Regions from separate parts of the Mus musculus genome. Here region 2 is linked to region 1. Evidence: chromatin contacts called from ENCODE Hi-C or POLR2A ChIA-PET data. All regions are on one chromosome and are shown on one strand. The core of a region is the stretch at or near the end of the contact, and the rest is flanking DNA. Distances in the headings are between cores, read along the strand shown. Region 1 holds the start of Max (Max protein). Region 2 has its middle 16 kb from the start of Gm46358.

Evidence for each region. A loop is a pair of places that touch in the nucleus more often than their neighbours do. ChIA-PET counts read pairs that join two places held with the same protein, here RNA polymerase II (POLR2A).
Region 2: a loop to region 1 is called in a map of heart, with 2.7 times the contacts of the local background. The contact joins the enhancer-like site here to the promoter of Max in region 1. A Hi-C loop is called at or near these places in 2 of 37 maps with a recorded cell type or tissue (both heart). POLR2A ChIA-PET finds 5 or more read pairs at or near these places in 3 of 5 experiments (all embryonic stem cell).

Annotation. Positions count from the first base shown.
Region 1 is chr12:76,960,844-76,966,639 of GRCm38, reverse strand. Max (Max protein) reads left to right here and starts at 4,392. Exons shown (of 4, transcript NM_001146176.1): 1 at 4,392-4,650. The coding sequence starts at 4,615.
Region 2 is chr12:76,923,780-76,929,004 of GRCm38, reverse strand. No RefSeq gene overlaps it. Among named protein-coding and RNA genes, the nearest start is that of Gm46358, 16 kb to the right of the region's middle. Within about 2 kb of position 1,300, at least 1 of the 3 ENCODE cell types and tissues checked has a DNase peak (open chromatin) inside an H3K27ac peak, as active enhancers do.

The DNA.
Region 1 (5,796 bases), core at 3,143-5,642:
CTGGGGCTGGATGTATGTGGCTGTGTCCAGCTTTTTCATGGGTACTGGGGAATCATAATTAAGGTCCCCATGCTTGTGAAGGGAGCACTTTACCCACTGAAACATCGCCCCATGGCCTTGAACTCCTTTTTCATCTTCCTGCCTACGCTTCCTAGTTGCTGGGGTCATTCGAATGATGCACCCTGTCTTGCTGAGATTCAGTTTTGGTGTTGTTTTATAAAAATAAAGAGGAGAGAGGGAATACGTTTGGTGGATGTGCAGTCAGGCATAGGGGATCGGGGTGCCTCTGCAGGGCCCATGCTGAGGCATCCCTTCCCCCTGAGGGACCAGCCACGTGATGGTATAGTATAGAATAGAGTTTAATCAGGGCATCGGGAGGGGAGTTGAGACAGGGGGGGGGGGGAGAGAGAGAGAGAGAGAGTAGAGGAGTAGAGGCGGGCCATGGGCAGATGGAGAAAGAAGGGGTAGGGGAATGGGAGGGCAGAAGCAAGAGGACAGAACAGGAGCAAGAAAGCAAGAGAGAGAGGAGGGGGCAGTAGCCCCTTTTATAGTGAGTCAGACACACGTGGCTGTTGCCAGGTAACTGGGAGGTGGAGCCTGGACTAAATGCAAACACTTGGGACACCGTTGGAGAGCTAGTTAACAAAGTCTCAGGCAGAGGATTCCACCAGATAGAAGACAGAAAAAAAATTAAGAGTCTGACCAAAGGGATATCTCAGTGGGTAAAAGCTCCTGTGTGTGTGTGTGTGTGTGTGTGTGTGTGTGTGTGTGCGCGCGCGTCACACACAAATAAAGAAGAGTTTTTTGTTTTTTTAAAAGAAGATTCAAGAGTCAATGGCCACAAAAGTTACACACAGGGCTTAGGCAGGAAGAACCAGAGACACATAGAAGGGGCCGCCGAGAAAGTAGGAGAAAAAACATATATATATAAGAATTCCTCAATAAAAGGGAAATTCACATCAAGGTACAATGGCTCACACCTACATTCCCAGAACTTGGGAGGCCAAGGCTGGAAGACCACAAATTCAGAGACAGCCTGGTCCACACCCTGAGACTCTTGCATAGCATAAGTGAAAGGCCAGCGCCACAGACAAATGCAGGAATCAGCGAAACAGAACAGAAGGCCAACAAGTAAGAAAAAAGTTTGGATTTAGCAGTAAGTGTGTCGCCCAGGGTCTAGAGGAGAGTGGTTTAGCTGAGTGGAAAGGTGGGACTGATCTCTGGAGGAATCAGAAACGGAGGCAGTCAGCCGGTACAGGGCACTGACAGCTCCCCCGTGCCCCGCCAGTGCTCCTGATCAATTCTAAGGCAGTTGTGATTGCCTGGGTCTGGCTGGGGGCTGAAGCTTTGCATTTCTATGAAGCCTCCCAGTGGGGGGGCCTACTTGAACCAGCACAAAGTACTTAAGACTGACAAATTCAACCTTGAAAGGTCAAGGGCTTGGATGTTTTTAAAGCTTCCCAAAGACTCACCTGTGGAAATGTTAGATTGTTAGTCATATCAGAAAAACAACCAGAAGAGACTATAAAGGCCATTGCTGTCCCTTGTGCACAGTTCTCTCAGCAAATGTCTTGTTCATGAAAATCTCCATTTGGGTCCCTCAACTCCATTTCCTTATAGGACAGAGGAGGACCATACCTTTTTTTCATTCTGCCTCCATCTTCACAGGCTAAGATCTCAGGCAGGTGCTACCATGTCTGGCTTTTTACTTTTAATTTTATTATTATTATTTGGCAGTGCTAGAGGTCAAACCTAAGTCCTTGTGCATATAAACCAAGTAAATTTATGCCCACACTAGTATTATTATTATTTTCATTTTAACTCTATTATATCTAAGAATATGTTCTCCAGATCACATCTGTCAAAACTTACTGAGATTCGTTTTATGGCTTAGAACTCAATCAGTTCTTATAAATGTTCCATGAGTGCTTCAAAATACCATTGCATTTCTGGGTTTCTTCCTTCCTTCCTTCCTTCCTTCCTTCCTATTAGATCAGAGGTACTGGCCAGACTGACAGATTTGAATAATCTGTCAATTACTAGGAAAAAGCTGGACTTGGGTGGCACACACCAGTAATCCCAGGCCTTGGCTGAGACAGGAGAAGTATTTCTGTTAGTTTGTTTTGTTTTGTTTTTTTCCGAGACAGGGTTTCTCTGTGTAGCCCTGGCTGTCCTGGAACTCACTCCGTAGGCCAGGCTGGCCTCGAACTCAGAAATCTGCCTGTCTCTGCCTCCCGAGTGCTGGGATTAAAGACGTGTGCCACCACCACCCGGCCCTGGAAAGCCTTTATTCCATTTTTCCAGATGTCCTTTCAACATGTGGAGATCTATGGTGAGCAGAATCTAGTTTAGGCTTTGTAGGCCCAGTCCTTGTCCTGGCAGCCTCAGAGAACACCCGGCCATTACCCCCCACCCTCCCTGAAATCTGGCATCTCCTCGAAATTCATATCGCTTGCTGCTGTACAATCTGCTTGGCATATCCGCTTTCCCTACAGTGTTTTTATAATTTACTTCTTAGATTTTAGCCATGTGAGCGAAGATTATTTTTATAACAGCTTTGTTGATGCATAATTATTAACATATCAATCATAAAGCCCACTCTTTCAAAGTATATAATTCAGTGAAAGCTTGCCTTTATCCTGGCATCCTCTAGGTTGCACATACGAACCACCTGAAGATCATTAAAAACTGTCTTTTACTGATCCTACCCACCTCCCAAAGGCTTTGACTTCATTGAGGAGGGGCATGGAACAGGCATGAGATATATTTTTTTAATCCCCCAAAAAACTAACTTGCAGCTAAGGATGCACTCTGCACATTGCACATTGCAGGTAGATATATAAGGAGGGTTTGCGGTGATCATCCATTGTCTCTACTTCTGGTATCCAGTTAACTCTTACTATCTTATCCAGGCAGTGGTGGCAAATGCCTTTAATCCCAGCACTTGGGAGGCAGAGATGAGGCCAGCCTGGTCTACAGAGTGAGTTCCAGGACAGCCAGGGCTACACAGAGAAACCCTGTCTCGAAAAACCAACCAACCAACCAAACAAACAAACAAAAAACCCTCTTACCATCTTTGTCTCCCTTACAGCCCTTGACTTCTATTACGAGTCAGTGTCTGCTTATGACTGTGTTCTCATCACTAGGCTTGGCCACACGGACATTTAAGGCCAGCCTGGGCTAGGTGTCAGAAAGATTGTATTACACCACCAAGTTTCTGCACTCAATAGTCAGGGGTTAAATGATTTTTTACTCAAAAAACATTAACTCATAAATCAAACTCAAGACCGCACTCATTTTGAAGATCAATTGTAAAGTGGTAGTCTGGTTAATTTCTCAGATGACCTTATTATTACTGTTTGTTTGTTTGTTTGTTTGTTTGTTGTTTCATTGAGGACCTGGTGCACACTGAAAATGGTGACAGGGTAGTCCGGTTTTTGCTTTCAAAGCTGTGAAGTCTTTGAGGGGACACATCATGCCATTCCTGGGCTGCCACATATTAGATACTTAGCTAAATGCGGGTGGGGACAATGTAGTTACACTTCATACCTCGTTGCATTATGTATGACCTTAACTGGACAGGGAGCTGCACAACTTTCCCGTTTTGATTCTTTTTGCAGTTAATTAAAGTTCTCTATAAACTGGGGCACTCCCTAATCTGCTCCGGCTACAACAAACAGAAGGTAGGTTTTACTTGCACCTACGAGAGGTTTTGTAAACACTCAAGCCCAGCAAGGACAGTTCTCTCGGACAAATGAAAGCAAGATTCTTGAGATGAAGGACACCCGGCGAAATCGGTCCTTTAGTTTGTCCCGTAATGTCTCTTAACACCTTAAACCCAGATAACAGAGGGCCCGCGTGGGCATCTCGACCGCGCCCCCTGGTCAGCCACAGCGTGATTCCTTCCCGGGAGGGTTACGCCCCAGGGCGCAAGTGGAGCGACTCAAGCATTAAACGAGACAATGTAAAAGCAGTCTAGCCAAGAAGAGACAGTGTTATTTTGGCAGCCAGTTTCTCTCCCCCCGCCCCCAAACCCCCGAGCCTCCACCCAATCCCTTGGGCCGGGCGCCCAGAGCTCGGAATTGTGGCCGGCTCCAGGAGCCCAGCTCCCTCCACGTGTCCTGTCTTCCCAGCAGCCTCTCCGCCGCCTGGGGAGGAAAATCTCCTGACAACTCGCGGTCTGTGGACTACATCTCCCGGGAGGCACCGCGCCACTTCTCGCTGCCAACACCCGGGGCGCAGGCGCCCTGAGCTCTGTCAACAAGCGAGTCTGGCGAAGCCTGTGTGCGGTTCCTGATGGGATTTGTAGTTTCTCTGGCTCTCTCTCACTCGCCCATCCGACGCTCGAGGACTACAAGTCTCAGCTACCCCGGCGCGGTGAGCCCGGTCACGTGTTAGGGGGCCGATCGGGCGTGCGTGCCGCCGTTGATCCGGTGCTGCAGTGAGGTGGTTGTCGCCCGTGTTGTGTGTGCGTGAGTGTGTGTGAGTGAGTGAGCGAGTGAGTGAGTGTGTGCGTGGGGGCACTCGGCTTGTTGTTGTCGGTGACTTCCCCCTTCCCTCCACCCCTCCCCTCCCCGGCCGCCGCTGCAGTGGCCGCTCCCTGGGCCGTAGGAAATGAGCGATAACGATGACATCGAGGTGGAGAGCGACGTGAGTCCTGGGGCTTCTTCCTTTCCGTTCGGGTTGTCAGGCGGGGACAGCGGCAAGGGTTCTCAGCCGGGCGACGGCGGGAGGGGGTCGGGTCGCCGCCGCCTCCGTCCTTTTCTCCCCCTCCCCCCGGGGCCGGGACCGCCTGCGTCGCGCTCCAGGCTCGCTCCCCTCCAGTCCTGTCCGGAGAGGCCTCCTGGGACTGAAGGTGGGAGCAGACACGCGGCCTCTGGGACCCCCACATTCTCCCGTGGAGGAGGGTGTCGAGGCCTCCCTCTCCGCTCTGCCCGGCTGGGGATCCCATTATCCTTCCGGATCCTGGGCAAGGAGACCAGCGCTCAGCTCTTGCTCTTTGGGTCCATGAGCTCCCTCCTCCTGTGACCGGTTGATCCTTGGGGTGAAGGGGCTGGGAGTGCTCTGACGCCCTAGAGGGATCGAGGGAGAGCAGGCAGTGTTCCGGATCCCTCTTGTCCGGTTCGGATCCCAGAAGGAGGGGCAGTGCCTGAAACCCCCCCCCCCCCCCCCCCCAACTAGGCTACGGGATCTCGCTGGAGAGAGTGGAAGGGGAAAGAGGGAGGGAGGGGTGTCAGACTGACTCCCCACCCGCTGCTTCCTCCGCCGCCGGCATTTTCTTTCTTATTATTGAATTCGAAGTGTGAAAATAACTTCTGTATTTTCTATTTTTCTCTCTCTCTTATTCCAGGAAGAGCAACCGAGGTTTCAATCTGCGGTACGTCTCCTACTCTCCATTTCATTTTCATTTCCGTTCAGTTTTGGTTCTTTTTGGAGTCAGAAAAAGAGATCGTTCTATTACTTTTAATACTCTTGTAAACTCCTCTTAACCGCTAAGGTGAGGTTGAGTCTGTTGGGGTTGGAGGAGGGGGGCGTTGCAAATCCACATGATTCTTGATATTCAGGTGGTAGATTCTAGTGAGTAGGTAGGTAGGTAGGCAGGCAAGTGAGGAGGCCTGTGCTGTGAACTGAGTTGTTCTGTAGTGTTCAGTGCGGCGGAGATATGTGAGAAATGGAAGGGCATTCTGAAGTGAATGGTAGTGTTATTTCAGAGCAAACTGGCTAGGTTTTATTTAGGAGCAGGTAAACTTTAAGCAGTATCTCCATAGTTGTGTGAAGTTGCAGGCACATGTAATA
Region 2 (5,225 bases), core at 51-2,550, 35 kb after region 1:
AAAATGGCATTAGACAAAAACTATAGGAATTTGAGTGAAATGTGGCCTTTAGCTATTACATCCATATTGCATACCCCACCACATGTATGCAGTCCCTGTGGAGGCCAGAAGAGGCCATCAGGTCCTCTGAAGCTGGAGTTACGGACTTGTGAGCCACCATGTGGGTGCTGGGAGCTGAATCCTGACCTCTGCAAGAGCGGCAGTCAGTGCTCTCTGCTCTCCACTGAGCCACAGCTCCAGGTCCTCAGTGTAAAAGCGTAACAACTGGGGTAAGCAGGCAGGTGGGTGTGTAGGAACTTTGTGCTTTGTGATTTTCTTCTGTCAATCTAAAACGAAAGTTTTTGGATTTACTTTAAACACACACCTATACATATATCTAATATTATGCGTATGTGTGTTCACCTGAGTGTGCATAGACCCTGTGGGCGTGCAGGAGCCTGAGGAGGTCAGAAGAAGCATCAGACCCCCTGGAACTGGAGTCAGAGATGGTTGTGAGCAGCCACATGGTGCTGGGAATCAAACCTAGGTCCTCTGGAAGAGCAGCTAGTTCTCTTAACCACCGAGCCATCTCTGTAGCCCCAATTTTTCTTCTTCTTGAGACATAGTCTCATGTAGTGGTGTCAAGCTAGCTACTATGTAGCTGAAGCTAGCCTAATCCTCCTGCCTCAACAGGTTGCACTGTCATACTCAGCTGGTCTCTCTCTCTCTCTCTCTCTCTCTCTCTCTCTCTCTCTGTCTTTCTGTCTCTGTATCTCCCTCCCTCCCTCCCTCCTTCCTTCCCTCCCTCCTTCCCTCCTTATGACTCTCCTTCTCTCTCCTCTTCTCCCAAAGCCTAATTTTAAAATATGCTGCTGCTTCTGCTTCTCCTCCTCCTCTTCCTCTTCTTCCTCATCTTCCTCCTGTTCCTCCTGCTTTGCCCCCAGCCCCTTTTTCTGTCTTTCTGTTTTCTTTTTGGAGGCTGGGTCTTGCTATAGGTCTTGCTATACCTCACTGTGTAGCCCAGGCTTTTAGCTTCTGATCCTTCCACTTCTGCCTTCTGGGTGCTGGCTCAAACATCCATTGTTTTTGTGGTTGTTTTTGAAAAGCTGTGTTTCCTTAGGGGGAGCTGAGGGCAGTGAAAACGTTCCCACTGACCAGGCTCTGTTCCTGTCTGATCTTGTTCTTGGATGTGCCAGCGTGGCAGGAGGAAAGAGTCCCAGCTGCCTGGTCCCAGCTCCTGTACCAGCTGAAGCGCTCAAGCAGAGCTGTCCTTGTGGGAAATGAGGGAGATGTCCAGGAACCGGTTACACGTGCTAGGGCAGGTTGTAGAAGGCTGGCTGCCACCAGGGCTGCGGTCAGCTCCCAGAGACTTGCATCACGGCGTGAGTAAGACCGTGTCACAGCAGGGTGGCACACACTTATTTAAGAATGCCACTCTATTCCATACACAGCATGAGGATCAGCTAGGGGCACAGCTCAAACGCCTAGCATTCACAAAGCCTTGGGTTCAACCCCCAACACCACATCAGTCACCATCTCCAAAGGATTGAGTGGGCGTGTCCCCCTCTTTGCTGTCATCGGCTAGTCCTGGTGAAAGATGGGGCCAGGAATTGAAGGCCTCAGTGATCCGGCCCTGGAAGAAACCAGTGTTTATCCCTACCCTTAGGTTACCCTTGAACCTCTTGATCTTCAGCCTGGCAAGAGAACATGGGCTTTGGGCAGCTTGTGGGCAGCAGATCTGGGCTCAGGTGGACTTCATCATCCAACATCAGAAACCTTAGTGAGTCACCCAGCTCTCTGTCCTGTTTCTCCAGTTATGAAACACAGGTCATACACCTGCCTCACCCACTGGGTGAGACTGAGCCAGGGATCAGATGAGGGGAGGAAGGACAGACGGTCAGGTCACGGGTTACTGCTGGGGAGAGCAGGCAGCAACCAGGAACCTGTGTGGCCTCATGGGTGATTATGGATAGTTTTGTGTCCTCAGTTTTTGATAAGCTCACTTTAAGTTGAAAGTATAAAGTCAAAACTGTACTAATGAGCTGGGTGTGGTGGTACACGCCTGTCATCCCACCACTTAGAAGGCTGAGTGAAGAAAGATTCTGAGTTCTAGGCCAGCTAGGGTTCTATAGTGAGACTGACCAAACAAAACCAAACCCACAACACCGCCTGCCTAACCTGCCAAGCCAGCCTGGGTTATATGGTGAGACTGAAAATAAATAAATAAACACCACCAGCCTAACCTGCCAAGCAGTGTGGAGCCCATTCAGCACGTTGCTTTCGTAATACTATGAGGTCAAACCATTGTAAGTTGAAGCCTGTCTGTGATGGTAAATGTAACTCCGGTCGGCTCATACAACTCAAAAACCAGACAGGGCCTCAGAATCCGTGCCAGGCCTGTCCCTGTCATCCAGGAGGCTGGGTGTGCTTACTTCTCAGCCTGCCTGCCTTCTAGGTGGAAAAGTGGCCACACGTGACACTGTCCCACTAGGAGAGAACTGTTGCTTCTGATAATCAAGTGTCCAGGGCTGCTTTGGGCCGTTTCAGGTCATATTCTTGGCTCTGGATCAATCACCAGGGCCAAAACAGGCTGCCTGGCTTATCCCTGGTTACTGTCGACCCTAAGCAAGTAGTTGAAGCAAAGACAAGTCAGGATGACTGGTTTGGGGCGGAATGGATGGCAACTGTCACCCAGGTTTCCATTACACCTCGTCCATGGTGGTGGTCAGCAGAGGTAACTGGCCTCCTAGGACAACAGTTTTCCCTGCTGACTACAACCCCAATTTTTATTTGGAGTTTGTGGTATTTGAAGTATGTCCCTTACAGGCTCAGGTATTTGTTTTTGTTTGCTTGTTTGTTTTGAAACTGGGTTTCTCTGTGTAGCCCTGGCTGTCCTCTGTAGACCAGGCTGGCCTCCAACTCAGATCTGCCTGCCTCTGCCTCCGGAGTGCTGGGATTAAAGGCGAGTGCCACCACTCTCAGCTGCAGGCTCAGGATTTGAACATTTGGTCCTGTGTTAGTTGTGCTGCCAGGGGACATGTAGGAGGTGGCGCCTTGCTGGAGGAAGTGAGTCTGTGCGGGCAGATTTCAAGTTCATCCTCTAGAAGTTACCATTTGCTGTTGTTGTATTTTTATGTATGCCTGTTTCCTTTCTCTTCACATGCTTGTACACATGCTTGCCACAGTGCACATGGTGAGCTCAAGGGACAACTTGTAGGAGTCAGTTCTCTCCTTCTGTGGCGTGGGGTCCAGGGATCGCACGAACTCAGATGGTCGGGTTCCTATGTAGCCCAGTCTAGTCTTGAACTTGGGCTTCTTCTGTCTCTGCTCCTGAATCCTGCAATTACAGATGTGCATCACCACAGGCAGCTGACAGTGTCTCTGGTATCTGTAGTTGTGTATTCTCCATCCTTGTCCAAGGCAGTGAACGCCATCGAGCAGAATGTATGACTGACTGCAGTCTTTAGCAGGAGTTTTACCGACCAAATGCATCTATGTGACTCACAGTAAACATCCCAGCCATGAAGATATGGCAGAACACTGAATGAATACAGATGAGACGGCATCTCTATATACCAGGGCCAACTGCAGCCCATGGGCCAGATCTGGGTCACCACCTGTCTTCATGGGCACAGCTTGGCTTGGGACACAGCCATACTCCTGTGGTTTTGTGGTGGAGGAGAGTTGAGCGTCGCAAGAGAATGTATTAGCCACAAAACCTAAAAGTATTGGTTTTATTTACAAAAAGTATGCATCCTGTTGGTATAGTTGATAAACCAGAACACAGGGAAGCAGTTCCCCCAGGAGCATCTCCTTTTCCCAGGTGGAAGCAGCACTGCCCTAGCTCTCAAATCAGCATCAGAGAAGCAAATGTTTCTGAGTCAAACTTACCCTGGAAGGAGGTCACTGAGACGTGTCCAGTCGGTGCCTTCCCTGATACGCACTCTGTGCAGGGCTCATATCTTTTTAGGCCACAGTGAGAGTCTAGACAGCATGTAGGTAGAAACACATCCATTTCCCACTTGGGGCTTTGATCCAGGCTTCTAGACTCAGAAGCTGAAAGCCATAGTGAGCTCCTGCCATTTCCCGGAACATACTTCTCCAAGAGGTGGTTTGAGTGAAATTGAGACAAGCTTTAATCTGTGTGATGGAATGTCAGCATTGTTGTCCACACACCCAATACTTCAAGCCAATGGGTCCTACCCCTAGCCACAACTGCACTGCACTCAGGACCATCAAACACCGGTGGCTGCTGCTGCTGCTGCGGCTGCTCTTTTTCTTCTTAGTTTGTGATGGTGGGTACAGAACCCTAGGCTTTGAGCATACTAGGCAAGTATTTTGCCATTAAGCTGTTATTTCTGGCTCTAGACAGATCCATCTCTAATACCTGACTATATTAAAGTGTATACTTTAATATATATAAATAAATGTAATATATATATATATTTAATACAGTATATAGAGTTAGTATTGATGAAATAGTGTAAGGCATCTGCCTCTTACAGTTTCTTTTTTTTTTCTTTTTTTTTTTTTTTTTTTTTTGGTTTTTTGAGACAGGGTTTCTCTGTGTAGCCCTGGCTGTCCTGGAACTCACTTTGTAGACCAGGCTGGCCTCGAACTCAGAAATCCACCTGCCTCTGCCTCCCGAGTGCTGGGATTAAAGGCGTGCACCACCACGCCCGGCTACAGTTTCATTTTTAAAAGATGTATTTTTATGTATGCATGTTTCCTTTCAAGTACATGTGCATCACATGTACGCCTAGTATGTAAGGAAACCAGAAGAGCGTGTTGGGGCCCCTGTAACTGGAGTTAACATGCAGTTGTGAGCCACCATATGGTGCTGGGAACTGAACCCAGGTCCTCTAGTCAACAAACCTTAACCACTGAGCCGTCACAGCAGCCCCAAAGGTTTCCTTAAGTTATTATTATTAACACAACTTGCTAATAATTATATAAGTAATATAATTTCATAAATTGATTCCATATTAAAATATAAAGTATATACTAAAATAATAAAATTCATAAATAACTAAATTGTGTGCATGTAGGTATGCATCCATGCATGCATACATACATAATGCATGTCACAGTGTACATGTTGACATCAAAGGACAGTTTGTAGGCGTCAGTTCTCTCCTTTTGCCACGTGGGACCCAAGGAATCAAACTCAAGCAGTCAGGCTTGGTGGCATGCTTTACCCACGAACCATCACAGCTTGCCTCTTACCGCTGTTTAAATTCTATCTG